Regions from separate parts of the Homo sapiens genome. Here region 2 is linked to region 1. Evidence: chromatin contacts called from ENCODE Hi-C data. All regions are on one chromosome and are shown on one strand. The core of a region is the stretch at or near the end of the contact, and the rest is flanking DNA. Distances in the headings are between cores, read along the strand shown.

The links. Hi-C counts contacts between places; a loop is a spot of excess contacts on that map. Pooled maps may share reads with other maps.
Region 2: a map with no recorded cell type shows a loop between it and region 1 (6-fold over the local background). The contact joins two enhancer-like sites. A Hi-C loop is called at or near these places in 3 of 37 single-sample maps with no recorded cell type and 2 of 50 pooled maps.

Annotation. Positions count from the first base shown.
Region 1 is chr2:62,302,488-62,306,668 of GRCh38, forward strand. No RefSeq gene overlaps it. Among named protein-coding and RNA genes, the nearest start is that of MIR5192, 99 kb to the left of the region's middle. RefSeq lists enhancers at 566-645, 2,797-3,324, 3,325-3,850, 3,416-3,485, 3,526-3,595 and 1 more. Within about 2 kb of position 2,489, at least 22 of the 41 ENCODE cell types and tissues checked have a DNase peak (open chromatin) inside an H3K27ac peak, as active enhancers do.
Region 2 is chr2:64,325,871-64,330,051 of GRCh38, forward strand. No RefSeq gene overlaps it. Among named protein-coding and RNA genes, the nearest start is that of MIR4433A, 13 kb to the right of the region's middle. RefSeq lists enhancers at 560-669, 2,009-2,168. Within about 2 kb of position 2,226, at least 24 of the 41 ENCODE cell types and tissues checked have a DNase peak (open chromatin) inside an H3K27ac peak, as active enhancers do.

The sequences.
Region 1 (4,181 bases), core at 1,239-3,738:
CTACTGGGCTCAAGTGATCCTCCTGCCTTACCCTCCCAAAGTGCTGGGATTACAGGCATGAGCTGCCGCACTCAGCCTGTTTCTTGCTTATTTTCCTTCTCTTCTTTCTCCTACTCTGCCTTCTCCTTCTTGGTGTTCTTCTTTTTTAAAATCTAGTATGTTGGCTTAGCCTTCATGCTGTCTCTTTTAATTTTGCACAGGTAAGTCTGATCAGACTATCTAACGCTCTGAGAGTGTGAGGACGAATTCTTTTTGACACCTTTTCTAGCTACCTGTCATTTCCTCAATACTAGAGTTTGGGGACTGGGTGGTACTTCCTTCCTGCTTCCTGAGCTCTGAGGGTCACATGGACAGGTGAAGGACAGAGCTGGGCCTGGCTCCCTCCTGACGTGGGCTAGCATCCCACACCTGGGTCTGCTCCACTTGGCAGGCACATGTCCCCTCCTGGGACTTCAGCTCATTCCCTTGGACAGCACAGAGTTCTGAACAGCAGCAAGTCCAGCCAGCCACTCCTCCAGCCGCTGCTGGCTTCTGTGATGGTGCCCAGGGGCTCCTCCTCTCTGGAGCTTCTCCTGGACTCCCCAGGCTGCCTTTAGCATCTTGGCCCTCTTTGTGCCGAACTGAGAGGTGCTGGTGACCCTTCTTGGGATCCTGTTCTCTTACCTTCCCTCATTTGGCTTCAGCTATGTGTGTGGGAGAGAGACAGCTAACATTCCATTCTGAGACCCTCTATTTCTTCCCTCTTGACACCTTTTCAGTCTTATGTCATAAGGTTGTACTATTTTCCATGTGTGGTTGCCTCTGGTTAGCTTTTGACTTTTTTGTTTTTGTTTTGTTTTGAGATGGAGTTTCACTCTTGTCACCCGGGCTGGAATGCAATGGCACAATCTTGGCTCACTGCAACCTCTGCCTCCCAGGTTCAAGCAATTCTCCTGCCTCAGCCTCCCAAGTAGCTGGGACTACAGGCACCCGTCACCACGCCCGGCTAATTTTTGTATTTTTAGTAGAGCCTATTGTCCAGGCTGGCCTCAAACTCCTGACCTCAGGTGATCTGCCCGCCTCAGCCTCCCAAAGTGCTGGGATTACAGAGATGAGCGACTGCACCCTGCCAGCTTTTGACTTTTTTCAAAAAAATTATTCTTTGATCACCTTATGATGTGCCAGGGAGAAGGAGGGGTGCTTCTGGCCTCGCTTGTGCCACCCTTACCCAAAATCCAGGCACATGTGCTGTCGAGGCTCCACGCAAGACCCCAGGAACTCCTGGGTCTTTGCTACCGCCAGAGGGTTGCACCTGCTTCTCAGACAGAAGACCCCCGTCTCATGGTTTCTCTTTCTCAGGCCTCCAAACCCCTGGTTATTTCATCTTTGAAATGAGTGTTTCATATGCAATTAACCTATGTTGAAACTTTACCAACTCTAAAGTGAAATTATACTTCCTTCCTACATCTAACTCTACCTAACCATAGAGTTCCCCTCCCGAGTATTTCTGAAAGTTTCCCAGGGACAGCTTTGCACAGCTCCAGAAAGTATCTCTCACTCTCACTCTACCCTTTTCTTCTTGCTGCCATGATTCTGCCTCTGTAGCTTATGGGACTGGCGACTTAGTGACTCTGCCAGGCCTTGGGAAGGAGACATTGCCCTCCCCAACCCCCCACAGCTCATCTGACCACAGGTTCCACTGAGTTGGGGCATAAAGAAAGCAGCCTTAGAAATTTCCATCTGCCTCCAGAGGAGAAGTGTCTTGTACCCAAAGGCCTCCATTTGGCAGGGGCCACTTTAGCTCCCACCAACAGCAATATACAGGCCCCCTTTCTCCACAGAGAGAGGAAGAAATCCCTCCCTTTCCAGCCCACAACACTCTTCCTTGCCTGCCTTGGGATGACAGACCATGAGGACACCCCTTTCTGTTAGGGGCAATCTCCCTCCTCCCTCCACACCTGAAGGTGTGGTCTGACCCTTTCCCCTCTGAGAAAATAAACCACCATCTTAGTGTCCAGTCTGAGTGTTTTGTTGTCAGAGCCTCAGGCCCGTCTAGGCAGCATTGTTCCCTCCCAGCGCATCGTTACAGCCTTTCCTCCAGCCTGAGGTGAGGAGAGGGTCAGGTCTTCCAACCTCTGGTAACCCCATCTCCCAGGAACAAATGTTGGACAACAAAGCACTCATGTCACCCAGGAGCCAAAGGGCAACCTCAACCAAGATTTTAAAAAATGGACACCTTAGAACATGTGTCTAATTTGTTTGGGGGCGGTTCTACCCATAAACACAATTAATGTTTCCTAACAGGACCCATAATGACTTTGCTCAGAATCACCCCACGTGGGCTTCCTCCAGAACAGCGGAGGCTTCTTGCCTCACAACAGGCGGCCTGCGAATGCTGCCCAACATGGTTAAAATGTGAGCACGCTGGCGGCTGACTCACAGGAAATGGTTCCCAAGGCTATGCCTGAGATAAGGCTGGCTTCTGGAGGCCTCTTTGCAGAGGAACCAATCCCACCCCAACTCCCTGATTGGATAATAAGACTCAGAAGCTCCAGTTCTCCCCTTCCTATGTGGCTTTGCAGGTTCTGTGTCTGACTGGACTGCCACTTTTCTCACGTACCTGTGGTCTGTGCTACAGAACATCCTAGCCACACAAGAAAGGTGGGAGCAGTGGGTGGCTTGAGGCCAACTGAGGTTTCAATCCAGTTCCTCTCCCCTGCCACCTGCCTTACCTGGTGCTACCTCTGCAAACACCACCTGCTGGGACAGTGTGGGTGGGAGGGGCTGGTGAGGAGGATTATTTCCTGTTACTGCCTTGGGGAAGCTGCTGAGGGCATTGCTCACGCCTTTGATCTGGGCATAGAAGGAAGCCACCTGCCCTAGCCAAGGTTTTAGTGCAATGACCAGATGAGAGGCTTCAGGTTACCTCGGGGCCCTGAGTCTGGAATCCAGAGTCACAGAGAATGAGGGAAAGTTGTGGAATCATTGGTGGAGACAGGATTGGAAACCTCTTGCAGCCAGAAAAATCACCATCACAGAGGGAGACTAGAAACCATCTCTGGGCCTGAACCTATCTTTGCTCCCGCCTTTCTTGTGCGGTCAGGTGGTTCTGGGACAGTAACCTCAGGCAGGTGAGAAAAGTGGCAGTGCAGTCAGACAATTCACAGAGGCCAGACGGGACAGGGAGAACTGGAGCTTCTGAGTCTTATTATCCAACCAGCCAGGCAGTGGGGGTGGGCTTCGCTCTTCTCTGCAGAGAGGCCTCCAGAAGCAACCTTATCTCAGGCACAGCTTATGAAGCTCTTTCCTGTGAGCCAGCCACCAGTGTGCTCAAATCTTAACAAACAGCATGACCTTTACTTAATAAAGGCCTGGGGGAAAGCCAGGGCAAGCGTTCCCACTTTAAAGTGCTTCATAAACGACGTGGCACCTGCAGTCACAAGGATGACATGATTAGCCTGCTGTCACCTGAGTCATTTTTTCCAGATGTGGTGAGGGGCAAGGCAGCCAGCTGGTGTCATGGAAAAAGCTCTGGATTCGAGTCTCGGTCAGATGTTGGCTACCCACTCAAACTGCTGCCGTGGCAGCCCTGCCTCCTTGCACGGCCGTTTCACATCTCTGATGTGGGAGATGAAGAGGGGTATGATCCATGCCTGGTATTTTGCAAACAGAATGCATGCATTCATAGATATGAGAGCACTGAAAAAACCCAAGCTCTTGATTCGGCAGCCAGACTGTGTAGGGGGATGTTCACTAGACTTGGTGTTTAAAGACTCAGGTAGGATCCAAGCTAATTCTATTTTTTTTTTTTTTTTTTTTTTTTTGAGACAGAGTCTCCCTCTGTCACCCAGGCTGGAGTGCAGTGGTGCGATTTCGGCTCACCGCAACCTCCACCTCCCGGGTTCAAGCAATTCTCCTTCCTCAGCCTCCCAAGTAGCTGGGATTACAGGCATAAGCCCCCAGCCTGGCTAGTTTTTTGTCTGTTTGGTTGGTTGTTTTTGTTTTTGTTTTTGTATTTTCAGTAGAGATGGCATTTCACCATGTTGTCCAGGCTGGTCTCGGACTCCTGACCTCAAGTGATCCGCCCACTTCAGCCTCCCAAAGTGCTGGGATTATAGGTGTGAGCCACCATGCCCAGATGGATCCAAACTAATTCTTAGTCATGTAAATCTAAGCAAGTGACTTAGTGTCTCCGGATCTCA
Region 2 (4,181 bases), core at 976-3,475, 2.0 Mb after region 1:
GACAGAGAGAGAGTCCTGGCATGTGTGAGACCAGACATGGTTCCTAAATCCCAGATTCCTATAGCTTCTTTTTCAATTCTGAGTCACCTTGGGCCAAGCCACAGAGGTGAGCAAAGAGTTCCCATTTTACTTAAGCAGCCTGAGTTGAGGTTCCATAATTTGCCATTGGTCCCATGAGGATGTGAGGCCGTGATGCCGTAAGTCCACGTGGCAGGAGAACTGGGTGGACAGTAACCTTTTAGGTGCCCACAACTGAGAAGTGAGAATGTTCTCAGAGCACCCCTGGGTCTTAGTCACTGACATTTAAACAGGCTGCAAAACATCTTTCACCTGCCTCTTACATGCCCTCTATGAGTTACATATTGTGGCTTACCACCGAAAGTAACACCTCCCTTCTGAGTCTCAAAGACAGCAAGGCAAGCTGAGAACTTGGAGATGTGTATTAGTGAGAGGAACCTCCCACTGGTTTAGATCAGGGAGGACATCCCGTGGTCTGCTCAGGTCAGTCATGCCCCAGGCCAGCAGCTGGAAGGACAGCAGAGTGGGCTCAGTGAGCAGTGAATATAACCCAGAAAATAGATGTTCATCTCAAGGGCAGTCTCTGGGCGTCATGCATCTTTGGACCCCCAGGGCTGAGTGCTGCATCAAGGAGTCTGAAGTTCTTTAAGGTCCCAGTGAATGGAACGGAATCTGCCCCAGCTGGTAGCGTGTCCCCGGCTGCACTAAATGAGATTCTGTGGGGTACGGGGAAAGGCATGAGAACTTTAGGCCCCTGAGGTCAGGGAGACACAGCCAAATAGCTCAGATACAAAGTGTCTTGGCAGGCACAGAGGGGTGTAGCAGTGAGGTGAGTGGGCGGGGAGGGGGTGCATTTTTTGCTAGTGTGCCCAGTTTTGTTGACAAAAACGGTAGCATCTGAGCAGGACCTTGACCAGCTGGTGGGATGCAGGGTGAGTGATATGCGCAAGATGTGGTCCTGGGCCAGCACCATCAGCATCGTCTGGGAACTTGTTAGAAAGGCAGAGTCTTGGCCAGGCGTGGTGGCTCACGCCTGTAATCCCAGCTCTTTGGGAAGCCGAGGCGGGCGGATCACAAGGTCAGGAGATCGCGACCATCCTGGCTAACGTGGTGAAACCCCATCTCTACTAAAATACAAAAAATTAGCCAAGTGTGGTGGCATGTGCCTGTAGTCCCAGCTACTCAGGAGGCTGAGGCAGGGGAATCGCTTGAACCCGGGAGGCAGAGGTTGCAGTGAGCCGAGATCGGCCCAGTGCACTCCAGCCTGGCAACATGGGACCAGGCGGGCAAGGCAGGCAGGCATCTGATTGCAGGATCCCCAATACCAGATTTTAGAATCATGTCATTTTTCCATACCACTGAGAAGCTCCTGAAAGTTTTTGAAGAAGAGTGAGTCATTCATTTATTCACTCAGCTAATATTTATCAAGCACCTACCACGTGCCAGGCCCTACACTGGGCACCAAGATCCAACAGTCAACGTGCCCACATTAGCTAAGGGCAACTTTTAAGCAAGGGCTTATTCAGAGACAAGATTGCTATTGTCTGTGTTTTCCATCTGATTTGCGAATGGAACATACACCTGCTGTGCTCTCCAGAAACAACTCTGCTGCTTGTCTCTGACAGAAGCGCTTCAGTTGAGCATTTATGGAAGTTTCTAACAGTGGTGATGTGAATGGATGACAGAAAGCAGGCGCGTGCGCACACGCAGTTTTCAAAGGCTGGGGGCCAGTGGGAGAACGCATTTTCTTTCAGGTCTGTGCTGCCTGCCAGGGAGCTGCTGTTCTCGTGCGGCATCTTAAGATGGCCCTGGCAGCCTTTGGCTTTTGCCTTGTGAGGGTCAATGGGCTTCAGGTGTTTCTGTGTTGATCTAACAGTTTCAGGAAGCCGTGGGCTGGGAGGGTGGGGGTGAGCGAGGGGAGGAGTGGGGAAGGGAAGGAGGAAGGCTGTGGGTAGCTTCTCTTCTGTTCTCACATGACAGCTCTGATGAAATTAGAGTGTGATCTCAAAGACAAGCTGGTCTTTTCATCTGAATTAAATGAAATAGGCCAATATGCTCTTCTAGAAGATCAAACATACCCAGGACAATGTTCAATCCTCTTTCTTTGTCCCACTTTGGGACAAAAACCAAACTGGGGAAAAGAACGGGGAGGCTGGAGCGCCTGCTGGGGCCCCTTCTCTGCCCACACGGCTCCTCTTGGGTTCTGGGCAGGCTGAGCTTAGCGGGCATTGCCCTCTGCTGGGGCATATCAGGAGAAATGAGCTAAGGCCAGGGGTGGTCCTATCAGGTGGCAGAGGACAGGATTTGGACGAGTCGCAGGGCTATTACTGATGGAGATTTAGCACTCTGGCCTCTGAGAAAACAGCCAGGTTTCTGATCTGCCCAAGCCCTCTGTCTCTCCTGTCAGGGGCCTTCTCAGCACCCCCTAAACATTCCAATTCCTCTCCTACTCCAGTCTATTCCCTTCTTTCTCTGAATGGTCCATAGCTTATCCCAGGTCTGTGGGCAGAGGGGAAAGAAACAGAAGGGAGAGCTGAGAAATCTCTCCCGCCCAGCACAGTCGGTATCACAAGCTCTGTGTCCGGTTTCCTTGTCCTATATTTGGTAACACGACAGTGGCCTTTCTGACTGATGCGAGCCCCTGTTCTCTTCACTCCCTGGGGATTGCTGATAGGAGGCCAGCATTTCAGTAGGCAGCGCATCATCAGCCCTACCACGGATCTTATTTTAAACTAATTACATTACTGAAGGGTGGGTAGGAGGGAGGAGAAGGGGTAATTATAACCGGGGAATTTTTTTTTAAAGGCCTAGTTTCAAAAATCTCAGACTTAATTTAGTAAATTTCAATTACAGAGAGTTACTAAGCTGAAGATCATTTGCATTACATCCTTAATTACTACTTCATTTGTATCTGAGATCATCAATAGAGATTCTTGGGAATGTGTACTTGGAATAAGTGATTGATCCTAATGAGGCCTTTGTTCCTCCCAAGCCTCACTTAGGAAGCTATTTCTTCCCTCTTGCAGAGGCACAGAGTTTGCCAAGCCAGGTGGAGACACCCTAAACTAGAAATGGAGCCTGAGGTTTTCAAACTGGTTTTGCCAGAGGCTGCAAGACTCTAAGCTCTGTCCTGATGTTCCCCAACAGGCATTAATTGCTCTCCCCTGAATGCATTAGCACTGCCAGACTATTACGGATGATTAGCCTCCGTGCCCAGCTACAAACGTCCATCTTTCTTAGTTGGTAGCAGAGGAAATAGCCTTTTAGGACCTTCTCCTTGCACAGGATGGATGCCGTCCTGGACCTTCCTGCTTCTGCGTTTCCCGCCACCTTTAAAGAAAGTGCATCCAGCAGTCCTGGCCACTGGGTCTTTATTGGAAAAGCTGTTTTCCAAGATGATTTAACTCTGAAAAAAAAAATGAAAAGCCCACAAGAACTGAAGACCCTGTGTGCGTGTGTGTGAGTCTGTATTAAGACCCCTTTTATAGGAGACAGACTCCTTTTGGGGAAGAGGGAGAGGTAGGGAAAGGACGAAGTGAGTAAAGGCACTCTCAGCTAAATCCTGCATGCCCATAGTTCCTTCATTGTATGGTACCTCACACCCTTACAGGGCTTTACCGAGCGCTTGTTCATCTGTTAGCTTACAGGTAAGAGAATCATTGTCCTCATTCTCTGAGTGAAGAAACTGATGCTCACAGTAGTTAAGTGACTTTGCCCAAAATTACTGAGCTGAGGAGTGACAGAATGGGGACTGAAGTCCCAGTCTCTTAATTCTGTGCTCCTCGGATACCCCCAAACCACCTCCATGGTCTTCCAGCAGCCTGAACATTTATCCATTTATGGAGGTCAGGGTGTGGGTCCCACTGCAGCCTGCTGCCCCATTTAAACTTTATTTCTGAATCTGTACATTTAAGCAAACCACTTTGTTTCAGAGGCATCCAGAGAGTAGCCTTACTTAACCTTCTTCTGGAGGTGTGTCTATTTGGTGGAGAATGGTGGAGGGGCCTGGAGGGAAGGAAAGGGAGGAGCCAGTAGGGAATTTTCACAGTTTTCCACCAGATGAGGCCAAAGCCCAGAAGTCAGACAAATCCACGATTCTCCTGGCATTCTACAGAGTTGCCAACTCCCTGCCCTGCTCTTTGCTCTCATTATTCCTCTGGGGT